2 separate regions of the Homo sapiens genome follow, and region 1 is linked to region 2. Evidence: chromatin loops called from intact Hi-C (ENCODE). Cell type or tissue: spleen. All regions are shown on one strand. Each heading gives the region's core, and the rest is flanking DNA. Links, peaks and the distances in the headings are about the cores only. Region 1 overlaps LOC105374618 (a long non-coding RNA gene). Region 2 has its middle 20 kb from the start of MRPL36.

What was found. A loop is a pair of places that touch in the nucleus more often than their neighbours do. Peaks named below come from ENCODE experiments on the same cell type or tissue, not always from the same donor. Only the 100,000 strongest peaks of a DNase experiment are listed, where the experiment ranks them.
Region 1: a loop joins it to region 2, with 6 times the contacts of the local background. A loop is called at or near these places in 55 of 110 quality-filtered maps.

What each region holds. Positions count from the first base shown.
Region 1 is chr5:2,016,099-2,028,505 of GRCh38, reverse strand. The region is part of intron 2 of LOC105374618 (a long non-coding RNA gene); the gene reads right to left. Among named protein-coding and RNA genes, the nearest start is that of CTD-2194D22.4, 130 kb to the right of the region's middle. In spleen, for the core only: no CTCF peak of the experiment used is centred there; no DNase peak of the experiment used is centred there; H3K27me3 peaks cover 5,556 bases.
Region 2 is chr5:1,773,137-1,785,543 of GRCh38, reverse strand. No RefSeq gene overlaps it. Among named protein-coding and RNA genes, the nearest start is that of MRPL36, 20 kb to the left of the region's middle. RefSeq lists enhancers at 1,970-2,019, 2,890-2,949, 3,290-3,399. In spleen, for the core only: no CTCF peak of the experiment used is centred there; DNase peaks (open chromatin) are centred at 5,383, 5,623, 6,173, 7,343 and 1 weaker place; H3K27me3 peaks cover 1,942 bases.

The DNA.
Region 1 (12,407 bases), core at 2,085-10,084, 240 kb before region 2:
GTTATAAAGAAATACCTGAGACCTGCTAATTTATAAGGAAGAGGTTTAATTGGCTCACAGTTCTGCAGGCTGTACAGAAAGCATGGTGCTGGCATCTGCTCAGCTTCTGGGAAGGCCTCAGAAAGCTTGCAATCATGGCAGAAGGCAAAGGGGGAGCAGGTGCGTCACACGGCAAAAGCAAGAGCAAGTGAGAGACTGGACGGGAGGTGCTACATTCCTTTAAATGACCAGATCTCAGGAGAACTCACTCACTATTGCAAATTCAGCACCAAGCCATGAGGGATCCGCCCTCATGACCCAGACACTTCCCATCAGGCCCCACCTCCAACATTAGGGATTACAATTTCACATGAGATTTGGGCAGGGACAGGTATCCAAACTCTATGACCATATATAAGGTAACCATCATAAATTAATAGCAGACATCTCATAACAAAGAATGTATACAAGAAGGTATTGGGATGACATATTAACAGTTCCAAAAGAAAGAAAGAAAACTATCAGTAAAGAATTCTATAGTCAGCAAAAATATATTTCAAAGGTGAAAGCAAAAATTTTAAAAAAGACTTTTCCAGATAAACAAATATTGAGACAGTTTGCTGACAGTGTGTCTGGAATTGGTTCCTTCCTGTGGGTTCTTGGTCTCGCTGACTTCAAGAATGAAGCCGTGGACCCTGGCTGTGAGTGTTACAGTTCTTAAAGATGGTGTGTCCAGAGTTTGTTCCTTCAGATGTTCAGATGTGTCCGGAGTTTCTTCCTTCTGGTGGGTTCGTGGTCTCACTGACTTCAGAAGTGAAGCCGCAGCCCTCCACAGTGAGTGTTACAGCTCATAAAGATAGTGCGGACCCAAAGAGTGAGCAGCAGCAGCAAGATTTATTGTAAAGAGCCAAAGAACAAAGCTTCCATAGCAGAGAAGGGGACTCGACCGGGTCGCCCCTGCTTGCTAGGGTGGCCAGCTTTTATTCCATTATTTGGCCCCACCAACATCCTGCTGATTGGTCCATTTTACAGAGTGCTGATATGTCCATTTTACAGAGTGCTGATTGGTCCGTTTTTACAGAGTGCTGATTGGTGCGTTTACAAACTTTTAGCTAGACACAGAGCACTGATTGGTGTGTTTACAATCCTTTAGCTAGACAGAAAAGTTCTCCAAGTCCCTACCCGACCCAGAAACCCAGCCTCTCAATAGCCTACCTATCCTACAAGAAATACTAAAGGAAATCATTCAGATAGAAAAAAAATGACACCAAATGGCAACTCAAATGCCCATGAAGAAATAATGAGCAATGTTAAAGTTCTTATGCAGGTAAACATAAAGACAGTATAAACATTTTTGCATTGTTCTTTGAAGTTATTTAAAATGCAATATAAATGCTTATATATACATGTAATATTCATGACAATGACAGCATAAAGGAGGGAAAGGATAAAACTGTATTGGAGCAAAGTGTTTCTATTTTGCCAGAATTAAGTGAGTATTAACATAAAATAAACTATGATAAGTAAATGTGTATACTCTAATCCCTAGAGCAATATTTCCCAAGAGAATAACATTTAAAAAGGAATAAAATGGTACATTAGAAAATTGCTATTGAACATAAAAGAAAGTAAAGAAAGAATGGGCAAACAAAAAAGACATAAGATAAAACTAGCATCAAGATGGTAGAAATAAATTCAGCCATCTTATGGTGGAAATAAATTCAGCCATTACTTATACTAATAAATCCATTAACTATAAATGCATTAAAAACTCCAATCCAAAATTAAAGATGGTTTAAATGAATTTAAAACAAAACAACCAGAAAAAAATCAAATGGTATGCAAGAAACACACTTTAGTTTCAGACACAAAATCGTTTAAAAGCAAATGATGAAAAAACATATACCATGCAAGCAGTAATCGTGCAAGAGCTATAGTAGCCATACTGATATCAGACAAAGTAAATTTTAAGACAAAACACATTACTAAAACTTAATAAGGATTTTTATAATTACAAAAAAGTCAATTTACCAGCAAAATATAATTGTAAATATATACCCACCTAATAACAGAGTGTCAAAGTACATGAAATATTTTTACAATGAAGCAAAACTAATAAAACTGGAGAAAGAAATAGACAATTGCACAATGATAGTTGGGCACTTTAATATCCCACTCTGAATAACTGATGGAAAACCAGATGAAAAAGTAGCCAGGATACAGAAGATTTGAACAACACTATTAACCAACTTGACCCAACTAATATCTAGGGACCATTCTCAACAACAGCAGAATATATCATCTTTTCAAGTGCATGTAGACTGTCCTTCAGTATAACCATGTGAAAAGCCATAAAACAACTCAGCAGTTAAGTCGTCAGTCAAATTAGGAGACAATTATGCACTGGATTATATTTGTGACCATAGTCTAAGGATTTAAAAGCTAAAGTGAAACCAGAAAAATAATTAAACCAGAAAAATCTCAAGCTTACCAGCTTTTACTTGCTCAAATTTGTTCCAGTCATTTAAAATGAATAAATTCGAAACAGAGGAAAAGTTTTTGAATGTTAGAAACAGTACTATTAACAATTGAATTGCCAATTCGGCTACGATTTCTGATTAATCCACTTTATGCTAAAAGGCATTACAGCTTATGATGAAACATAGAGTAAATGTAAATTAAGATTATGGTCAACTGTTTCAACAATGAAAGGCTGACTTTTAGTGCCAGTAAGCAAGAAAAAAGAAAGAAGGGAAGGAAACAACACAAGCCCAGAAAACCGTTTTGCAATATTCGTTCTGTAAATGGTGAGTGCCTGGACAACGTTGGACTTGCTACCCAGGAGGGTGCCATTAGGCTTTGCCACATCTTTAAAAGATTATTAATTTTCAGGTAACATGTTAACACCCCCAACAACAAAAACAAACCAGTTCCAGATTTGTGTTTCCAGTGTGGTTCCTAGCACACTGGGTGGCTTCCTGTGGAGTCAGCACTGCTGTAAAAAACCATCTCCTCCTAGCTGAGGGAAGCACCGCCCTTCAGCAAGCCTTTAAAAAACCATCTCCTCCTAGCTGAGGGAAGCGTCACCCTTCAGCTAGCCTTTAAGCCTTACCTAATATATAGCTAGCTCTAAGATGACACAAGCCTCAGATGGACTGACAGGGTAGTCTAGACAGATAATCCCAAATTGTTTTCCTAATATTTAAATTCCCAACAGAAGACAAACGAAACAAAACCTACTAGTAAAAAGGTGATTGCAAAACCAAGTCAAAAGTAGCCTTTGTGAAACTCCCCCTGGCTCCCGCTGTGCTCCGTGGCCTCATTCTCAGGAAGGCACAAGCGTCCTCCGAAGCTTCCTCTGTTTTGGCGTCCTGCTCAGAACCGCTCTGCTCCTATCCACATCCACAATGACTCTCACCCACCTTTTCCAAGAGCGCCAATTTATCAAGTTCAGACTCCAACTTGACGGTGCACCCACCTGTCATAAACATCGATAGCTATCACCACATATCCAATTCCACCTTGCTGATTACACCATTGATTCCCAGGCATTGCAATGCCTGGATCGGTGGACATCTGCTCTAGGACACCTTTATGGGGAGACTTAAGGTTTAACTTAAAGTACGGTTTAACTTAGAGTTATATCTGGACCCCTTATTTTTCATGAAACATGCTTATAAAGAAGTCTGTGAAGGTTGAAATAATTCACAAATGTCATGTTTTTAAATATTTATATGTAGTTTTTTATGATTGCATGTGTAATCTCTCTGTGTAATGTTGTGTTGCTGAAATCTTACATTAATTAGGAGTACTGTCTAAAGGCATAGCATTATGAGCCTTTCTTTAATAAAAAGTTATTTTGAAAAGTAGACAATTACACGTTGAAAAATACTGTATTTGCTTCATTTGAGGTAGATAATCTGAACAAAATTAGTATATTTTATCTTCATGTTTCAGTATAATTGCATATAAGAAAAAAGAAAATCAAGGTTAAAGTCCAGATAGTGTTATTATACAATTATTAATCCAATCCCATTTTTAATTTCTATATACTTACAGAAGTTCTACGGAAATTACTAGGGCAATCTGTTAAGAGCTGTGTTATTTTCATATATGTTTAAGCAGTTTTCTGCACAGTGGCCTTAAAATAATTAGCAATTTCACTGTTTTATTTTATAGCATTCACAAAATTATTTAACTTTTTTCTGTTTGTTTTCTCATTTTATAAAATCAGATGAATCTGCCCAAAACAAAGTGTGCCTTACAAAGATACATTTTTTGAAATTCCAAATCTATCTGTAATCAAAATAAGTGTAAATGGATCAAATTCAGCAGCTTGAAGGCTCAGCAATGTCTTCTTTACAACAGATATGTATAAAATATAAAATTGCAGAAAGATAACAAGCAAAAAATTGCAAAGTTTTATCAAGCAAATACTTAAAAAAAACCAGTGTAGTTATATTTATACCAAGCAAAATATAGTTTAAACCAAAAAGCACTACAGAGGATAAAGAGTGATAATATATAATGATGAAGATAGCAATTAATCAAGAAAATATAATAGGCATAACCTTATATGTACCTAATAAGATAGTCCCAAAATAAAGGAAACAACAAAAAAAATAGAATTTAAAGAGAAAGAAGAAGTCTGCAATTGTAGTGGGAGATTTAAATATGCATCCTTAATGTCATATTTCAAATCAGACAAGACTATGTGGTCTCTGATAAAAACGGCTTGAAAGAGGAAAATACTATACACGTAAAGTACTGTTATTAGCATTAATAATGGCATGTAAGAGGTGAAACATTAATTACTTTCTTAGAAATAACAGTCCGGGTTTCATGTCGATATATTCCAATGAAGTGGATTCCACTTATTTTCTGTGACATTTGTAATAACCAGGATGGTTTTGGCTGCTTATTTTAGGTGAGTGCCTCTCTTAAATCACTGCCCCAGCAGACGTGTCTCCTGCTTACCTGGAAACAGGTAAAACTGGGGCAGCTGCAAACGCCAGCTGCTCTTAGTCAGACTCGTTTTTCTATGCATTTATGAATTTGGAAGCTGTTCAAGGAAACATTTTTGGTTCATTTTAAAATATACACATAACTTGTTTCTCACTAGCCAGGAATGTTTCTTTCTGGCCAATGTCTGCATCTTGCCCATTAGTGTATAATGTCTCCACCCTTGAGGGGTGTAGGTGAGACTGAGGAACTTCCACCTAGGGAGATAAAGGTGTAGACAGCATTCAGATCAAGACACCTGCTGAAGGGAAAGTACATATTTTCTGGACACTCTAAGATTCTGAGGGGCCTGAACTGGACATCAGTTTGTCTGAAAACAGAAAAATACAGATTTGCTTCCTTTGGGAAACAGCAAGGATTTGCAAAAGGTCGGGGAGCAAAAGACCATTTGGATCCACAGAGGTGGGAGGAATGAGGCTGAATTCTGACTGCGATATGCAGCACCAGCTGCTATGCAGGACGGGCATCTGATAAAGAAACTCAGAAAGGGCCACAAAATCCCATCTCCTGTCTTCATCAATATTACCATAGCAATGAAGCCCATATTCAACAGACCCACAGCAATGGGACCAGCACCTCAACAGTCCCACAGCAATGGAGCCAGCACCCCAAAAATCCCACACCAATGAGACCAGCACTTCAACAGTCCCACAGCAATGGAGCCAGCCCCTCAACAGGCCCACACCAACGGGACCAGCACTTCAACAGTCCTACAACAATAAAGCCAGCACTTCACCATTCCCACAGTAGGAGCCAGGGCATCACCATTTCCACAGCTGGTGAGCCAGCACCAGTCATTGTCTTCCCCAGTGTTGATGCTTAGTAAACCTGGCTAGCGTCAGGATGGGCCACTGACCTGTGTGGCTTTGGGTCCAGGTATGTGGCTTCGGGTCCAGGCATGTGTTCCCAGCAGTGCCATGTGGGGCTGCTCCAGACCTCCCCATTGCTGCAAGTTCTGATTTTTCTTCCACCGTCCTGTTCATCTCAGTCATCCTCTCTTCGCTGCTTATTGATCTAATTCTGTTCCAGTACCAGTGTATTTATGTGGCACAAAACTAGCTGTTTTTGGATGAGTTTATGTAGTCTCACTAAGTAACCCAAAAGACCAAATAATAAACAAAATTAAAATACCCAGACCTCGCTTCATCATATTTAAAAACACTCAAACAAGTAAAATCAGTCCAACTGACCAGCTCAGCTTCCACCCCCAGATTAACCTGTCATGTTCATGGCAACAAAATACACCGACAGGTGTGAGTAGCCATCCCACAGCAGGAGGTGAGACGCTCCAAGGAAAAAGGTTGGCATTCCCCAAAAGTGGAGATTATCCTAGCATTTCCCAAAGGCAGGATCAAACTAAGAAGTTATCAGGAATATCCCAAGGGGAGCCGGGGCGGGAGGGTTTACCACCGGAGACGCTGGGGATCAGCAGAACTGGTTTGGGTTTTGGCTCCGTCTTTTACTTAAGCATATGACTTAACATCTGTGTTAGGGGGAGGCAAGGGGTAGGGATGCCTCAGGACAGGAGGGTCCACAGGCACCCATGGAGACGAAGGTGTTGGTCTGCCTTTGTCAAGGCAGCAGCTGGAGGCTCGCTCTGCAGGGAGCGCCCCCTACCCGAGCTACCTGGTCCTGTTGCATCCTCACGGACCCATAAGAGGAGCAATTCCCCTCAGCAAAAGAGGCTGTGAGGATCGCATGCCCACATTTCAGACACAGGAGATGCCCGGCAAACAAACCCCGATACAGCTGCTGCCACCAGCTTCAGGGGTGCTAGTTTAGGGGACCAGCCACCAGCAAGGAGGGCCTAGGGAGAGCCATGGTGGGCTTGGTGCTTGCCTGGTTGGGGCACTGGCCTCTGGGCTGTGTGGTGATGGTGACCAGATGTGGGGAAATGGACTTGGAGCCCTCAGGGTGTCCCCACAGAGCCCAGGGGGTACACACAGACTGAGGAGCCTCCGAGGAAGAGTCAAGGGCAGGAACCCCAGAAATGCCAAACCTTCAGGGGCAGTAGAAGAGCAGGAACAAGTGAAGGACCCTGGAGGGGTGGGAAAAGCCCCTGGAGAAGCAGGTGGCGGAGGGAGCACAAGGCAGAGAGCAGCCAGCTGGCTAAGACTCAGAAACGCAGGCAGGGCCATGCGGGCACAGAGGCCAGGAGGCCGCCAGGTTCCAAAGGAGACAGTCACTGGGGTTCAGTGACTGAGGGGCTGGAAAGGCAGAGGGCAGAGGGCACCTGGGAGGTGGAGGCCAAGAGTGTGTGTTGCGTTTTTACAGCTGTGCACAGAAGAGACTGGAAAGATACCCAACAGACTGTGACCAGCACACAAGGTGGGCTAGAGATTTGTGGTACTTCTCTGTATTTTGAAAATTTTTAGGGGGTACACTTAACTTTAGAATCAATAAAATAATGTTGTTAAGTGCACGATGGAGGTAGCTTTGAACAACCGGAAGGAAGTGGAGAACCGGTGTTCAGGTGGGCGCCGAGGCAGCCTCAGATCAGGAAGGAGCTCCTGAGGTGCAGGTGCCCGGTGGATGGTTCGGCTCCCCATCTTCAACGGCCTGAGGCCACACGGCCTCTCTGCACGGCGAGCATGGACCTGTCTTTCTGTCTGTCAACCACCAGATGAGTGTGTTGTCTGACATTTCTAGTGGCTGACTGGCTCATGAAAAAAAATTTTTTTTTTTTTGTAAATCCAAGTGGCTTTACAAAGCAGAAATTCTGGTAGATTGTTTTCATGATTGCTTAAATTGGATAAAGTTGCATAAAATCATCTTCCAGAAAGCAGCAGGCTCCCCAGTGACCTGCCACCCAAGCCAAAGCTCACACAAGGACTGATTCCTGCAGCACCAAGAACAATCATGCATTTGTGTTTTATTCTGTTTTTAAGACAACCTATTGAAAGTAATTTTGGGACATGTTGCTGATTACCAATGTATGCTTTGGTATTATTTTTGCAGTATGTGTGTATTTGTCTGTTCTCATGCTGCTAATAAAAACATACCCAAGACTGGGTAATTTATAAAGGAAAGAGGTTTAATGGACTCACAGTTCCACATGGCTGAGGACACCTCACAATCATGGTGGAAGGCGAAAGAGGAGTAAAGGCACGTCTTATATGGCAGCAGGCAAGAGAGCGTGTGCAGGGGAATTGCCCTTTATAAAACCATCAGATCTCATGAGACTTTCACTATCACGAGAACAGCATGGGAAAGATCCACCCTGTGATTCAGTGACCTCCCGCTGGATCCCTCCCACGACATGTGGGAATCATGGGAGCTACAACTCAAGATGAGATTTCAGTGCGGACACAGCCAAACCATATCAATGTTTATACTATGAACATGGACACGATGTTTCTCACGAAAGCAACCTGGAGAGAACCAAACTCGTTTGATAGGTCATACGGCAAGCCAGGGTAAAGTGAACAGAAAGCATCTCCTTGAATTCTTACCAAGTGATTGTCTAATCTTGAGGGGACGCTTGCAGGGACCGCCACAGCCGCTGGAAAGCTGAGATGTCATGCCCAGCTGCTCCCACCTCTCCCGACACTGCACTCTCCGTCCTGTGTGAGGCTGACAGCAACCATACCTGAGGGGCTGCCAGGGGCTCCTCGTTTGTGCTCAGTGTGTGCAGCCTGGCAGAGCAGGGTACTACCTGGGCCACGGGAGAGCAGGCCACTCTGTGAGAGGGGCCATGGCTGCTGCTCTGAGCCAGAGATGTGGCTGCAGGCAGAGGCCCCTGGTGACCCAAGAAAGCACCCAGGTGGGCCCACGCTCTCCCTAAGTCTCCAGGTCTCTGCCTGCATCTTCCAAACAGTTACTGATGAAGTTGGGCATGCAGACTGGAGACGCATGTGTCATGCCGGGCACTACGGTGTGTCCAGGAGGGCTGTGATCCTAACCCATGCAGAGCCTCGAGGGAGGGGTGGAGCCTGTGTGGGGCAGGCAGAGCTGCGCTGTGGCAGGAGGCTTGGGTGGGAGTGCTTTGAGAGAGACAGGTAGGGGAGATTGTCTGCGTGTGCATCTAACCCCACCCCAGAGACAATGCTCAAGGAGCGTGGCCCTGAAATCAATGTGAAATCAGCTGACTCTGTCCCCACCTAAGCCAAGCACAGGGCACAGGGCAGAGCCCAGACTTTGGTTCTAATTCCAGCCCTGCTCAGTCCCTGAAGTCCAAAGCCCCAGATAGGTCAACACAACCATAGGCCTCTCTCCTCTTTTCTGCTGACCTCCAGATGCAGTTTGGAGCCAGAGATGGGCAGACAGAGTGGTCAGCATCCTGTAACGCAGCTGTGAAATTCTCCCACCCAGTGAATCCAGCATCCTGTAACGCAGCTGTGAAATTCTCCCACCCAGTGAATCCAGCATCCTGTAACGCAGCTGTGAAATTCTCCCACCCAGTGAATCCAGCATCCTGTAATGCAGCTGTGAAATTCTCCCATCCAGTGAATCCAGCATCCTGTAACGCAGCTGTGGAATTCTCCCATCCAGTGAATCCAGCATCCTGTAACGCAGCTGTGGAATTCTCCCATCCAGTGAATCCAGCATCCTGTAATGCAGCTGTGGAATTCTCCCACCCAGTGAATCCAGCGTCCTGTAATGCAGCTGTGAAATTCTCCCATCCAGTGAATCCAGCCTCCTGTAACGCAGCTGTGAAACTCTCCCACCCAGTGAATCCAGCGTCCTGTAACACAGCTGTGGAATTCTCCCACCCAGTGAATCCAGCGTCCTGTAACGCAGCTGTGAAATTCTCCCACCCAGTGAATCCAGCATCCTGTAATGCAGCTGTGAAATTCTCCCATCCAGTGAATCCAGCATCCTGTAACGCAGCTGTGAAATTCTCCCACCCAGTGAATCCAGCATCCTGTAACGCAGCTGTGGAATTCTCCCACCCAGTGAATCCAGTCATGAATCATCAGGCCAACCGCACCAACTGTCTCCGTGCACTCGCTGATCTCTTCTTGGCTTCGTTCCAAATTTGGTTATAAATTTTTGTGGTACTCCTTCACCCCAAAAAACATTTCTAGGCCTGATTTCCATAGCACCTGCCACCACAGAAAGCACAGAATTGATTGTGTCTCTAAACAAATTCAGAGTTTGGTTTGCATCAGAGGAGGTGAATCTCTGCCACCCGTCCAGAGCGGCATTTAAGGAAAGGTGCGAGACAGCACGCAGTGCTGGACCCGAGCCTCGGAGTCTGCTCTGAAAGCAACTCCATTCTTTGTTGGAGAAAGACGCTCTGCATCCAGACACAAACAGCAACGGAGGTGAGAGGACTGAGGAAGACGCTCCGCATCCAGACACAAACAGCAACGGAGGTGAGAGGACTGAGGCCCTGGCAGACAAGCCGCAAGTGTGTCAGATGATTGACGGGTGTCAGATAGAAGCCTTTGATTTCAAAGTGACGTTGAGGCAATATTCAGAAAGCAAAACCTACTCAAGAAGAATTATATTTTGATGTTTCATAATCATTTCTACGGGGATTGAAGTCACCTTGTCCAAGCACTGTTACCCAAGGGTCCCTCTGGACTGCCTGCGGTTCTGCGGATTTGGGACAATATGCCTCCAAATTCACCAGGAGAGGTTTTCTTTGGTGTCATGAAAACCTCATAAGCATGTCACATCTCTTAAGCATCACTCAGGAGATTTGGAGAAGTTGGCTCCTTGTGACGAAGCCAGTGATAAGGTACAAAAACCTGCAGTTTGTGTTCTGTACAGGAGGGGGCAGTGGAGATGCCATCTTTGCATTTCAGGTCTCCACGATGAGGTTGGGACAAAGGTCTTCAATGTGCCCATTACACAGGTTGTAAATAAATAAATGAATACATATGTACATATGTACATACCAGAGGCACAAAAAAGTTTAAATGAATGGGTCCAATTCAGAAACTTGGATAATTTATAAAGGAAATAGGTTTAATTGCCTCACCGTTCTGCATGGCTGGGGAGGCCTCAGGAAACTTACAATCATGGCAGAAGGTGAAGGGGAAGCAAGGCACCTTCTTCACAAGGCAGCAGGAAGGAGAGTGTCGAACGAAGGGGGAAGAGCCCCTTATAAAACCATCAGATCGGCCAGGCACGGTGGCTCACGCCTGTAATCCCAGCACTTTGGGAGGCGAGGTGGGTGGATCACGAGGTCACGAGTTCAAGACCAGCCTGGCCAAGATGATGAAACCACGTCTCTACTAAAAATACAAAAATTAGCTGGGCATGGTGGCAGGTGCCTGTAATCCCAGCTACTTGGGAGGCTGAGGCAGAGAATTGCTTGAACCCAGGGGGCGGAGGTTGCAGTGAGCCAAGATTGTGCCACTGTACTCCAGCCTGGGTGACAGAGTGAGACTCCATCTCAAAAACAAAACAAAACGAAAAAACAAAAACCCTCAGATCTCATGAGAACTCCCTCACTATCACGAGAACAGCATGGGGGAAGCCCCCACCATGATCCAATCACCCCCACCCCGTCTCTCCCTTGACCTGTGGGGATTATGGAGATTATAATTCAAGGTGAGATTTGGGTGGGGACACAAAGCCTAACCATATCACCATATAATTGCAATCATCTTTTCAAGATCCCTAACCTGGGTTTGGTATTGGAGCCTGTGTCCCCTCTGAACTGTGACCTCCTGAACCTCCTCTTGCAGGGCCCTCACCATCTTCACAGATTTGAGCAGGTGACATCAGCAAGGAGAAGCAGCAGCAACGTTGGACAACTCAAAGTATGGGCTGCACAAGAAGCCGTCCGTCATGTACACAAATTAACCAGTCCTGAGGACTGCCCAGCTGGACTCTAGTTGCTGCTTCAAAGATGGATGTCTTTAAGGACATCTGGGAAGAAAAAGATTGTCACTTAAGATCATTTTCTACATAACCTAAAATTATTTCTTTACATACTTCTTGTCTCTGACCTTCACTTACCTCTACACTTCTGGCTATAATATACTTCTCCTAATACTGTTTGTTGTCCAGTATTATTTCATGGTCATGTTCTGCAATTGTATTGGGCTCTTTCACTGTTAATACAGGCTCTGGTTGTGTTTGCAGGAGCTCAGAGTTTGCTATCTATTTTCATGCCATATATTTTGCTGTTTTTAATACCATTTAACCTATGTAACATCAAAGCAAACATACTACAGACATAATTGCTATTTCCACAGACCCTGCTTTAATTAATTTTGTATGAACTTTGAGGTTCTCAGAAAAGAAATCTCCCACATGTGAAATTCTGAATATTTGGTTATGCTGCCATCAGACGCTTCTGCTAGTACCTTTCTCCTGGGCGCTGTCAGCGGCTCCCTGATGCCCTGGGACCCACAGCAAGGCTGGGGCCAGACGGATGCTGGCTTCACAGAAGCATGAGGACAGGTGACTCTCCGAGGTGTGGTGAGCAGTGAGCGGGTGGCTCCCGC
Region 2 (12,407 bases), core at 2,249-10,248:
AGGCACGTGCCACCACACCCGGCTAATTTTTGTATTTTTAGTAAAGATGGGTTTTATCATGTTGGCCAGGCTGGTCTCGAACTCCTGACCTCAAGTGACCCGCCTGCCTCACCCTCCCAAAGTTCTGGGATTACAGGTGTGAGCCACCGCACCTGGCCACCAGCTTTCATAAATATAAAAGCAGGGTTTAAAAAGAGTCACAGGACAGGCAGGGGAGGGGCAGCTCCCGGAGCCGAGGGCAGCTGTGTGGAGGGGCCCCCGAGACGCCCAGGCTTGCTGCATGCAGGGAAAGCTGAAGCAAAGCCTCTGTCTTGCTCTGATCTGCTAGCACCTGCCACCAGCTAAACCCACAGTGAGCAGGAAACTGAGCGGGAGGAAGGCAAAGCACCCTCAAACAGCCCATGTGGGTGAGCCCCCGAGACAGAGGACCAGAGGCTGGACCTGAGTCTGGAGGTGAAGATCAGGGTGTCTAGGCCACAGGAAGAGTGGGAAGTTTTGCAATGTGCCCAGAATTCTTGGACCCTTCTTCCTTGAGGAGGTGAGGTCTCTGCCCCCACGCCACCTGCATGGATGGGCTTCTGCGACCATCTCCATCAATACAATGAAAAGTGAGCTTAGGAAACCAACGAAGCCTCTGTGGGCTTGTCCTGGGGCCCTCGCCCCGGGACCATTCAGTGGCCAGACCCGGAGGCTGCTCCACGGAGAGGCTGTTGAGACAGAGGTGCGCCAGAGGAGTCCAGGTATGGGAGCCTCAGTCTGAGGACCAGGTGAGATGAAGGAGACGACCCCAGCCACAGCCACCATCTGACCACTGCTGAACAAGAGCAGCCCTGCTGAGCCCAGTCACCCCAGACCTGGGAACAACATGCAAGGTCATTACTATTTGAATTTGAAGTCCTGCCTTAGGGTGGCTTGACTGCAGCATTAGACAACCCAACAAAGCATATTGAAAGCCAAGGGCTGGACTCTGTCCCCCAGGAGAATGTGTAGGTAGAGAAGGGGTCCCGGCTCCAGCCCTGTGGACTCCCACATAGAAAAAGATGGTGCCACAGCAGGGGAAAAGCAGGTGCCCAGGCACTGGAGGAAGACTGGGAGCACGGAAGGCTTTGGGTGCCGAGACGGGAAAGAGTTGCAGGGTGGAGGGCGTCTCTGCCTCAGCGAATGCCACCAGGGGACTGGAGTGACCAGGAGTGGGCAAGGGAGGGCCATGGAGGGGCCTCCACAGGGTGGGCTGCTGAGGGTTGCGTGGAAGAATTTATGGGGAGTCTGCACGCCTGTCCCTCTCCATGCTGGACCAGGAAGCCGAAGCACGCCCAGGTCCTCCGGCCTGCACTTGTCCTCAGAGTGGGGCTTCCGATCAGGGTACTCCCAAGGTTTGTCTCTGAGGGTTATGAGGAACTGCATGTGGTTTAAGGCAGAACACTCCTCTTTCCATTTGGAATACAATGATGACACAAGGAATTTGGAGACCAGGCGTGGTGGCTCATGCCTGTTACCCCCGCACTTTGGGAGGCTGAGGAGGGTGGATTACCTGAGGTCAGGAGTTTGAGACCATCCTGGCCAACACGGTGAAACCCCGTCTCTACTAAAAATACAAAAAAAAAAAAAAATTAGCCAGGCTTGTTGGCGCCTGCCTGTAATCCCAGCTACTCAGGAGGCTGAGGCAGGAGAGTCACTTGAACCCAGGAGGCAGAGGTTGCAGTGAGCCAAGATCGCATCACTGCACTCCAACTTGGGCGACAAATTGAGACTCCATCTCAAACAAAACAAAATGGAATTTGGAGATTTGGAGATATGTATGCGGAGCCCTGAAAGTGGGCAGTGGGGTCCATCTGGAAAGTTAGAGGTGAGAAGCGCAGCCTTCCAGGAAAGCACCTCTGGGCTGGGCGGCTTCCCTTCCTTAAACATCTCCCTGCTGTCTGTTAGTTGTGTGCGTCTGAGAGAAGATTTCACCAGGCTTCCCAATCTTCACTCTCTTTTTTAATAAACCAGCATAAAGTAGAATTTATTTACATAATGCAATGATCCATGAAGGTTACCATAACGCCGAGGGACCATATTAGCCGCTTGAGTGGAATTCATTAGAAATTAACTACCACTTAAATTAATTTTCCCACAGTCACAAGGCTGTAATGGCGGGAGAAGGGGCCGTCCATCAGCGGGTACTGACAGGGGACCTGTCACCGCTGTTATTTATAGGTGCGCGTGTCAACCCCTAGAGCAGGCGCCGGGCCAAACTCAGAGCCTCCAGACTCACAAAGCCACTTCAAAAGGCCCAAAAATTCCCCCACTGATAAGTAATCCAGCCTTACCAGCCTCACCCTTCCTAGCAGCCAGAGGAGGAGCAACCTGGGCAATGCTGGTCATGGCATCTGACAGACCAGAGGGACCCGTCTTTGTTTTAAACCCACACTGTGACACACAAGTCCTTACAAGCTGCTGAGAGTCCTGTGGCCTTTTCAAAGGCAGGGGACCCCTTCCAGAGCTCTGTGTCCAGAGCCCAGTTTCAGACAAACTGTGCGTGGCTGTTTCTTAGGGATCTCTGGGGACAGGGCCCACTCCAGGGTAAGAGCTTGCAAGGGAACAACTGAATCTCATGTGGAAGGGCAGAGCATATGTGTGCACAGATGTGTGGTGTGTGTGTGTGGCATGTTTGCATGCTGTGCATGTGTGCACATGTGAGCACGTGTGAATGTGCGTGTGTGAGTGCATAGGGTGCACGCATGCGTGGTATGTGTGCTCAGACGTGTGCATGTGTGGTGTGTGCATGCACACATGGCATGTCAGTGCATGTGTAGTTCATGTGTGTTCTCATGGTGCGTTTACATGTTTGCATGTGTGGTGTGTTTATGAGTGTGTGTGTGTGCACACATATGTACACTGGAGGATCCCTCCCGTTTAGGAAAATGAAAACACTGAAAAAGGCGTTAAGCATTTCCGGGGCTTCCACTTCAACAGTCCAGACCATATTTTATTCTGAACCAGTGGGCAGTGATCAACGTGAGTTTCCTGAGACAAGATGGGTGCTCCCATGGGGAATGCTCACAGTTCCCAAGGGTGACGGTGCAATGGCAGAATTACTCTAAGGCCGAAAGGCTCTGAAGTGATCACCCAAGTTCTGTGAGGGGCCTTATTAACCCCTTCCAAGGAGACTGACATTATTTAGGAGTTGTCTAGGGGAGTACCAGATGAGGCAGGGGGGTTCTTCTGAGGGGTACGTTGGGTGACATTTTTGTCTCCTGCTGAGACACAGCACCAAGGATGCACGAACCGGCAGTTGCATGGACACCACCACCCCCCCAGGCTCCTGAGCGGTGCCTGCAGTTGCCACCTGTGCTTCACACATGAGGAGGGGACAGCTGGATCAGGAACCGCCACACACAGCCCAGGAGATTGGGGAACTTGGCCTCAGGGGTCTCACACCAGCTCAGCAGCCCCCTCAGCTAAATGGCCCCAGTGAGAGGCCACCTTGGCGGGGAACCAGGTGAGCAACCAAGCCCTGGAGTTTCCCTCCTGGTCTGGGCAGCTGCAGCCCTGCTTCCCTCAGAGGTGCCTTCTCAGGTGTGAGTCCAGAAAGTTTTGGGGACCAAAAAGTCACCCAAGCATTTGCAGCCTTTGCTGTTTGAGATCGTGGGGAAGTGGTGGCTTGGCAGTGCTGTCTGCAGCCTGGCCCAGGAGAGAGTGAGCACAGCTCAGAGCTGTCCTGGGGCTTGGTGGAGTTGCGGGGGGGAGCGGGTGAGGCTGAGGCTGAGGCTGAGGGTGAGGCTGAGGGTGAGGGTGAGGGTGAGGCTGAGGGTGAGGCTGAGGCTGAGGCTGAGGGTGAGGCTGAGGGTGAGGGTGAGGCTGAGGGTGAGGCTGAGGGTGAGGGTGAGGCTGAGGGTGAGGCTGAGGGTGAGGGTGAGGCTGAGGCTGAGGGTGAGGCTGAGGCTGAGGCTGAGGGTGAGGCTGAGGGTGAGGCTGAGGCTGAGGGTGAGGCTGAGGGTGAGGCTGAGGGTGAGGCTGAGGCTGAGGGTGAGGGTGAGGCTGAGGGTGAGGGTGAGGCTGAGGGTGAGGCTGAGGCTGAGGCTAAGGGTGAGGCTGAGGGTGAGGCTGAGGCTAAGGGTGAGGCTGAGGGTGAGGCTGAGGGTGAGGCTGAGGATGAGGCTGAGGCAGCTACACCGTCCTCCAGCATCTGGGGTCTGTCCCAAGGCTGCTCTGCCAGGTCCTTGTGAAACCAGGTCCCAGGGTGTAGGCCAGGGTGAGATGGCGGTGGGAGAGCAGATACAGAAGAACCTTCCAGAAACAGTGTCTCTGCCCTTCCCACCTCTGACAGAGGGAAGGGCTGAGCTGAGAACGAGGATGCATTATCCATTCAGTCGCCTGCTTGATGTTCCTAGAGAAAGATCCTGAAGTGCAGCGAGGCACTGTCGGAAGACCCAAGAAGACATCTTGGGGAAAGTGAATAAAAGAGATTCCTGCCAATGTGAGTTTCAAAATGCACGGTGCTAAATCAACTTTAGCCTAAAGCTGCCTCCTTACATATTTTAAGTTCGGCCTAAAGGTTTTTCTGCATATTGTCAACTATAACAAGTGGAGGTGTAAACAGGCCAGAGCCTACACTTGTGCCTATCACTGAGATTTGGCCGATCACATGTAGCCAGCTGTTTGAACTGTGTTCAAATAAGGCAAACACCAACCTGTAACAATCCGGCTGTGTCTGGGCCTCACTTCCATCTTCTGTGCGTTACTTTCCTTTTTCTATCCAAAATTATTCTTCTGCCCGAGGGTGCACTGGAGTCCTGGAGCCTGCTATGGCTGGGAAGGCTGCCCGATTCACAAATCATCCATTGCTCAATTAAATTCCTTTACATTTAATTTGGCTGAAGTTTTTCTTTTATCAACGGAAACTGATTTGTCCCCCAAGACTGGATGTTGAAGGCCTCAGGGAAGTGGCGAGGCCGGAGTCCAGCAAAGGACACCCGGGAGCCACCCCTGGCAGGATGCTGATCCCTGAGCCAGGGGCTGCCAGCCGAGTCCCTCCGCGGGCATCTCTGATGCCAACAGCAGACCTGTTTGGGGTTCAGTGTGATCCTCTTGGAACTGAGAACAGAGCGTCCCTCCTCCCACCCTCCCTGGGCAGTGGTGGCAGCCATGCTCTGGAGGGGAGGGGTCGCAGCGCCACCTTCTTGCTGGACCAAATCAGCCATCACGCAGCGTGAATGTATGACAGAGACAGGGATGGAGAGAAGAGACAGAGTGGGAGAGACACCATCCCCACAGGAGCCAGGGTGGCCGGATGCCTCTGGGAGTAAAAGGCACATAGCCTAGGAAAGAAGAAGGGAAGCTGGGGCCAGCATCGGACTAGAATGTTCTGTGGGCAACTCACTCCCTGGGCCATGTTTCCAGCTCCCTTCCAGATGCTGCTGAGAATTTCAGAAGGATGGTAAAGGGCCTGTGCTCGGGAGGCCATACTGGCAGGAGGCGGGAAGGAATGGGACCCGTGGCCAGGGGCCCCTCAGCCTCACATCGCCCTCAGGATGGGGCAAGTGCATGGGCTGGGGTTCCCCTGCGGGGGTCCAGGAAGGCCTATGTGTGCCCTGCTGGCCCTGCTGCGGCCCCTGGAAGGACAGGCTGGGTGGGGGAGGGAGGCTGACAGGCAGTGGGGACCAGGGCCAGTAGCTGCACACTTTGACCTCTTGCTGAACTCTCACAGGGCAGGGACCCCAAGAGCCCCTGTTCTGAGAGCCCTCCCCCAGCATCAGCCACGTGGGCTGGGTTTTCATGGGGGACTGTGGGCTTAGAAATCCTGAAGCTTGGCCCCAGGGTCAGCGATGAAGCACTCCTAATCCCATGGAAAAGAAGGAACCTCGAAGTGGAAATCCCAGGTAGGGCTGCCTCCTACCAAAGCAAGACTTCCACGCCCCACCGAAAGGGCGCACATGGGCCTGCCTCCCAGCGGGAGAGGCTGAGGTGGGAGTGACCGAAGGCCAAGCTGGATAAGAGACCCCGAGGTGGGGCCACACACACCCCGAAGCAACAAGTGCCCTCCGGAACCTCGGCCCTGCGGCCGCTACGCTTTTATGCAATGTGTGCGTCTGGGCTCACTTTGCGGAGCAGTCGTAATTCCCACCACATTCGCAGGAGGATCTGGGACAGCCCCGGTGCCTTGGCCCTGATGGTGCCGTCTGCCTCTCAGGACCTGACTGCCTAAGTGCTCCTCGACGGGGACTTCTTGGGGAATGGACTCTGATTAAATGACCCTCGGCTTTCCAAGGAGCTTCCTTCTGCACGTAAGCATTGTTGGGAGACCTGTGAAGGGCGGCTTCCTGATGGAGAGGGACCCAAAAGAGCTCCAGCCCATGGCACATCCACAAGCGTTTGCCACCGGGGCAGTGACCCTGGTCTGGCCCCTCGTTGCTGCCACCTCCGCCTCCTTGCCTTCCCGCAACTCCTGGCGCCCAGGCCTTCCGTCCTGCCGGCTGGCAGCACTCTGATTTCTGCGTGCTTATGATTAACCTGTACAATATGTTCCTCTTAATGCAGGGCTGTTTTCCTCTCCTCCAATTCTACAAACTGGAAAACAGCATATAGCCCGAGGCCACCCGGAATAATGCTGGTGTCAAGCATTAAAAAACATATTTGTTTTGTGTCCTCTAAGGACGAATGATAGACATGTAAAAATGTTTCCCTGCTTTCCTTTCAGGGAATACTTAGTTTAGAATTAACTTCTGTCAGAGAAAACACAATTTCCCGCACCCACTCTGTATGACTTCCCACCATTTCTATTTTGCGGGGGAAAATACCACACTGTGTTTGACACGTATGATTACAAGTTTACAGAATCCACTTACGTTTCTGCTGTTATTATTGTTTCTCTTTAGGAAAAGCTACTCATTAGAACCAAACAGAAGCCTTCTTTCGGGAGAAACAAATAAATGCAGGAAATTGGCTGTCCCCAGCTGAGCCGGCCTGATTTGTCCTTGTGTCTGGGAAAATGGGCTCCCCCAGGGGTTAGGGCAAGGGAGCGCCCATACCCCCAACCAAGCTGAGACCGTGGAAACTGGCCCCCCGAGGGGGGTGAGGGGAGCTGGCATGTCGCTTTCCTGCTGGGAAGGTGCCCGTAACACACATGCACACACATGCACCCTGCCCTCTCAGAGACAAAGGGCTTGCTTGGGACAGACAGTGACAGCCAGTGCTGCCCTCATTGTGACCGTTGCAGCCTGGGTCACCCCACAGGCCCCCAGCTTTCAGCTGGAGGGCACAGGAAACCCTGGGCTGCTCAGGCAAGCACGGCCCAGACCAACCCTCATCTTCACGCCAGGCTGTGGCTCGCTGCACCTTTGCCAGTGTTCCCAGGGAGGGAGAGGCACTTGGTGTTTTGCATCCTGGTGCCATAGCCGATGCCCCTGGGTCTCTGCCTTTCTTTGCAGTCGCACCAGGGCAGCAGGTATGGACAGCAGGTGTGTGTCTCCCGACTCTGACTTCTGGGTGACCAGAGGCCCAGGGGGCTTCAATGCAGGAGGGTCATCTGCTTTGCTGCCCACAAGGTAGACAATGAACACAGAGCCCCGGATGTCAGCTGACTCACCAGCACTACCCAGCCAGGCTGAAGACAGGACCTCCTGACACCAGAGCCTCCCCGGCTGTGCAAGGCCCACACACACCTGGCACACTGCTGTCCTTCCTCTTCATCTGGCCTTGTTGGCTCAGGCAGTTGTAACAAAGTACCACGGGCCGGGGCTTCAACACCAGAAACTGTTCCCTCCCAGTCTGGGGGCCGGGAGTTCAAGACCAAGGGGCCACTGGGCGGTTTCTCCCGAGGCTTCTTCATGGCCTACAGACTGTGGCTTCTCCCGTGTCCTCCCACGGCCACTCCTCTGCGCACGCGCATCCCTGGTGTCGATTTCTCTTCTTACAAGGACATGTCCTATCGGGTCAGGGCCCTCCTCACAACCTCATTTAACCTTAATTCCCTCCCTAATGTCCTAGCTCCAGATACAGTCCCGTGGGGGCTGGGGCCTCACCTATGACTTTGGAGGACACGGCTTAGTCCACAGTGTCGCTCTCTGCCGGCGGCATCCACCATAACAGACGCCGCACGGGAGGCGCAGGGCTTTCCCCGGAGAGGGCGCGGCTTTTCTCAGCCGAGCTCCTGGTCTCACCAGGCTGCTGTCCTTAGTCTCCCTGCTCAGCAAGGCCGGTGTCTGCTGTGGGCTGTGTCCACTGCCCCTCAGGACAGTCCTGGAGGAGACAGCTCCATGTGCTCAGAGGCTCCTCGCAGCTCCCACTGCCCACTGTGTCCTGCCCTGAATGCATCCAGAAGGGGTCAGAAAAAAAGGAAGCTCCGAGAGGGGACAGGGAGTGACAGGACAGACGGGATCCCATGTGTCTGTGTCACCAAAGCAATTGGCACAAATCCTGGGAAGAGAGTGGGGCCTCAGCCCTCCAGAGGCAAAGACCTGGGAGAGTTGCCGCCCTCCCCACGGAGGCATGGGTGGGTGGGGATGGGAGAAGAACTGGAAGGCCATGTGGTGTTTGAAGATGCCAGATGCCCGATGCCCAGGGGAGCAGCAACAGAGGGAGCTCCTCCTGCGAGGCTGAGCCCAGGAGGTAACTGAGGACATGGCAGGAGGAAGACCTCAGTGAGGACTTTGTGAAACTTAGGAAGAAAGGAACTGTGACCCAAAACACATGGAGAAGAGGAAGAACAAAGAGTCAAGAAGCCAATACAAGGCAGCTGCCTCCAAGGCTGACCTGAGAGGAGTAACTGACCAACCTCGGGCCTGGACCTTCGAGGTTTAGGGGCCAATTTCTTATTGACCAGATGCCCTCCCAGCCCCAGGCCTTCATTATGATTATGAATCCTTTCTTCTGTTACCCAAGTTCATTGTAAGAACATCTTCTAGAAAGAGCTCATCAAATAGCTCAGAAGAGAGCTAGGCCCTACATCACTCTTTGCTAAGCATTTATACCTTGAGATAATTTTAGGTCGTATTTTTACTGTTTGGACTACATTGGATTAGTTAATATTTTGATTTACCAATGTAATACATAGTCATTTCAGAAAACTTACAAATAAAAAAAGGATTGAACAATAAAATATGATTAAATAAAATCCCACCATTTGTAGAAAAACCAATGTGGATATTCTTGGAAACTGAGAAATGATTTCCATACAGGGACGTGCTCATGCCTTCGGAGTGCTGTTCAGTCACTTCAACAGGCCCCAGGTGTGACGCAGGCTCCCGACACCTTTTCCCATCACTGCCCACATGTTCCCATGAATCTGATCTCGTCAACAACAAACAACCAACAACAACAAAGTTTAGTCTTACCTGTTCAAGACTTTCATGTAAATGGAATAATTCAGTATAAACTAGTTGGCATTCAGCTTCTTTCCCTCAGCACTTTTACTTCTTTATTTTGGATTAATATGACTTCCATTTCCCATTCATGTCTTACTGCAGTGGCTAGTACCTCTTGTACTATACTGAGAAGAAGCGGTAAGAGCTCTTTATCAGGTTGAAAAATTTACCAACTATTTTCTACCAACATTTGCTAAGAGTTTTTAAGTTATAAAACGGTGTTATATTTTCTCAAATAATTGATTTGCATCTATTGAAATGACAATATAATTTTTCTTCTTTAGTTAATTTGGTGAACTACATTGATTTATTCTCTTATGTTAAACAGATGTTGCATTTCTGGAATTTTCTAGAATCATGATTAAGTGGTCCAACTTAATCATGATATCTTATTCTTGTTACTTATTGCTGAATTTGATATGCTTATGTTTTGTTAGTGATTTTTGCATCTATGCTTATGAAGGCTATTGGTCTGTCAATTTCTGACCTTATAATGCCTTTGTCTGGTTTTTGAATTCTGGTTATAGTAACGTCATAAAATACTTTAGGAAATGATAGTTCCTCCTCTAGTTTATGAGTTTATATAGAATAGATGTTACTTCTTTCTTACACACTAGATGGAATTTACTAATGAAGTTGTTTGGGCCTGGAATTTTCTTTATAAGGAGTTTAATTATGAATTAATATCTTTAACAAATATAGGGCGATTTAAATTTTCTATTTTTGCCTGGGTTTATTTTGGTAATGTGTGTCTCTCAGGGAATTTGTCCATTTTATCTAAGCTGTCGAATGCATCAGCATGAAATTGTTCGTGTCATCACTCATTACCCTTTGCGTGTCTGCAGGACCTGTTGTGATGCCCCTTCCTGGTTCCTGACATTGATGATTTGTCTTGCCTTTTTTTTTTTTAAATAATCAGTCTTGTTAAGGGATTTTCAATTTTATTAATCTTTTGTTTTTTTCCTTGAGAAAGAGTCTCATTCTGTTGCTTAGGCTGAAGTGCAGTGGCATAATCTTGGCTCACTGCAACCTCCGCCTCCTGGGTTCAAGTGATTCTCCCACCTCAGCCTCCCAAGTAGCTTCCTTCTACAGGTGTTCAAACCACCATGCCCAGCTAATTTTTGTATTTTTTGTAGAGACGAAATTTCGCCATGTTGCCAAGGTTGGTCTTGAACTCCTGAGCTCAAGCAATCTGCCCACCTCAGACTCCCAGAGTGCTGGGATTACAGGTGTGACCCATTGCACCCGGCCTTAATCTTTACAAATAACAAATTTTGGGTTTGTAAATTTTCTCCGTTGTTTTATATTTCATTAAATTTCCTTCTGTTTTTATTATTTCTTTTTTTTCCTGCCTACCTTGACCTTAATTTTTTTCTTTTTTAACTAGCTCCCTAAGGTGGAAGCAAAGATAATTGATTTAAACTTTTTCTTCATGTCTAATATAGGCATTAATCAATTTCTCCTTAAGGACTGCTTTAGCTCCATCCCACAATTTTTGTATTTGATTTCAATGTTCCAAGTTGATTTTCTTGAGTATATGATGGGCATCTTTCAATAGGTAGAATTAAATTCAGAAAACTTACAAAACACAGACAGGGTTGAACAATAAAATATAATTAAATAAAATCCCACCATTCATAGAAAAACAAATGTGGATTTTTTGGAAACTGAGGAATTATTTCCATACTGAGAAGTGCTCATGCCTTTGGAGTGCTGTTCGGTCACTTCGATGGGCCCCAGGTGTGACACAGGCTCCCGACACCTTTTCCCATCACTGTCCGCAAGTTCCCATGAATCTGATCTCATCAACAAAGTATATAAAAAATATATATATATCTACTGGGTCTGGCTTTGTCATTCAGACTGCAGTGCAGTGGTGCAATCTTGGCTCACTGCAACCTCTGCCTCCTGGGCTCAAGCCATCCTCCCATCTCAGCCCTCCCAAATAGCTGGGACCACAGATGTGCACCACCACACCTGGCTAATTTCTATATTTTTTTTAGAGACAGGATTTCACCATGTTGCCCAGGCTGGTCTCAGACTCCTGAACTCAAGGGATCCTCCCACCTCAGCCTCCCAAAGTGCTGAGATTATAGGTATGGAATTATAGTGTTTGTTTGCTTTTGTTTCCTTGAGATGAGGTCTCACTCTGTCTCCCAGGCTGGAGTGCAGTGGCACAATCCCGGCTCACTGCAACCTCCTCCTCCCTGGTTTAAGCTATTCTCCTGCCTCAGCCTCCCGAGTAGCTGGGATTACAGGTGCACGCCACCATGCCCAGCTATTTTTATATTTTTAGTAGAGACAATGTTTCACCATGTTGGCCAGGCTAGTCTCAAACTCCTGACCTTAGGTGATCCGCCCGCCTCGGCCTCCCAAAGTGCTGGGATTACAGGCATGAGCCACTATTCCTGGCCAGAATTATAGTTTTAAATATCAGTTCTGTTCCATTGTGTTAATTTAGTCTTCATTTACTCCAGTTGCATCTGTGTTGTATATTCTTTGACAGGCTTTTATATTTATTATTTTCTCATATTTTTAATTTCCTTTATTTTCATTTTAATTTCTTATTTGTATCTTCTTATTTCTGTTCTCTAAGTCTCTTACTGTGCTTTTGGTTATATATGTTTTCCCTTGGGCACCCCATAATTTGTCCTTACTTTCTGTTATGATTTCTGTCTTTTTCTTCAGTTTCTTACTTGAATGTTGCTAGCTGTAATTTTATACCTTCCAGTATTTATCTATTTGTATTCTGAGTTTTTGAGCCTCTGATTTGTGATGACCTTTTAAATCTGCAATTGCTTGTTTATCTTGGAGGGTTGTGGTACACTTTTCATTAGCTTTGAGGATTTTTTGAGGTAGGTTTTTCTCCTGCTGAAATTTCTATTCTTATTCTCAATTTTGGCTCTCTTATAGTCAATTTTTATGGCTGGACGCTGATTTCTTATTTTGTTCAGGATTATTTGTGTCAGATTTTCCTGAACCAGTGGTAGCTGATGCCTTGTGCAGGGAGTCTGGGTGTTTTACTCCATTTTTTAGTTTAAGAGCACCCTCTTATCGGCT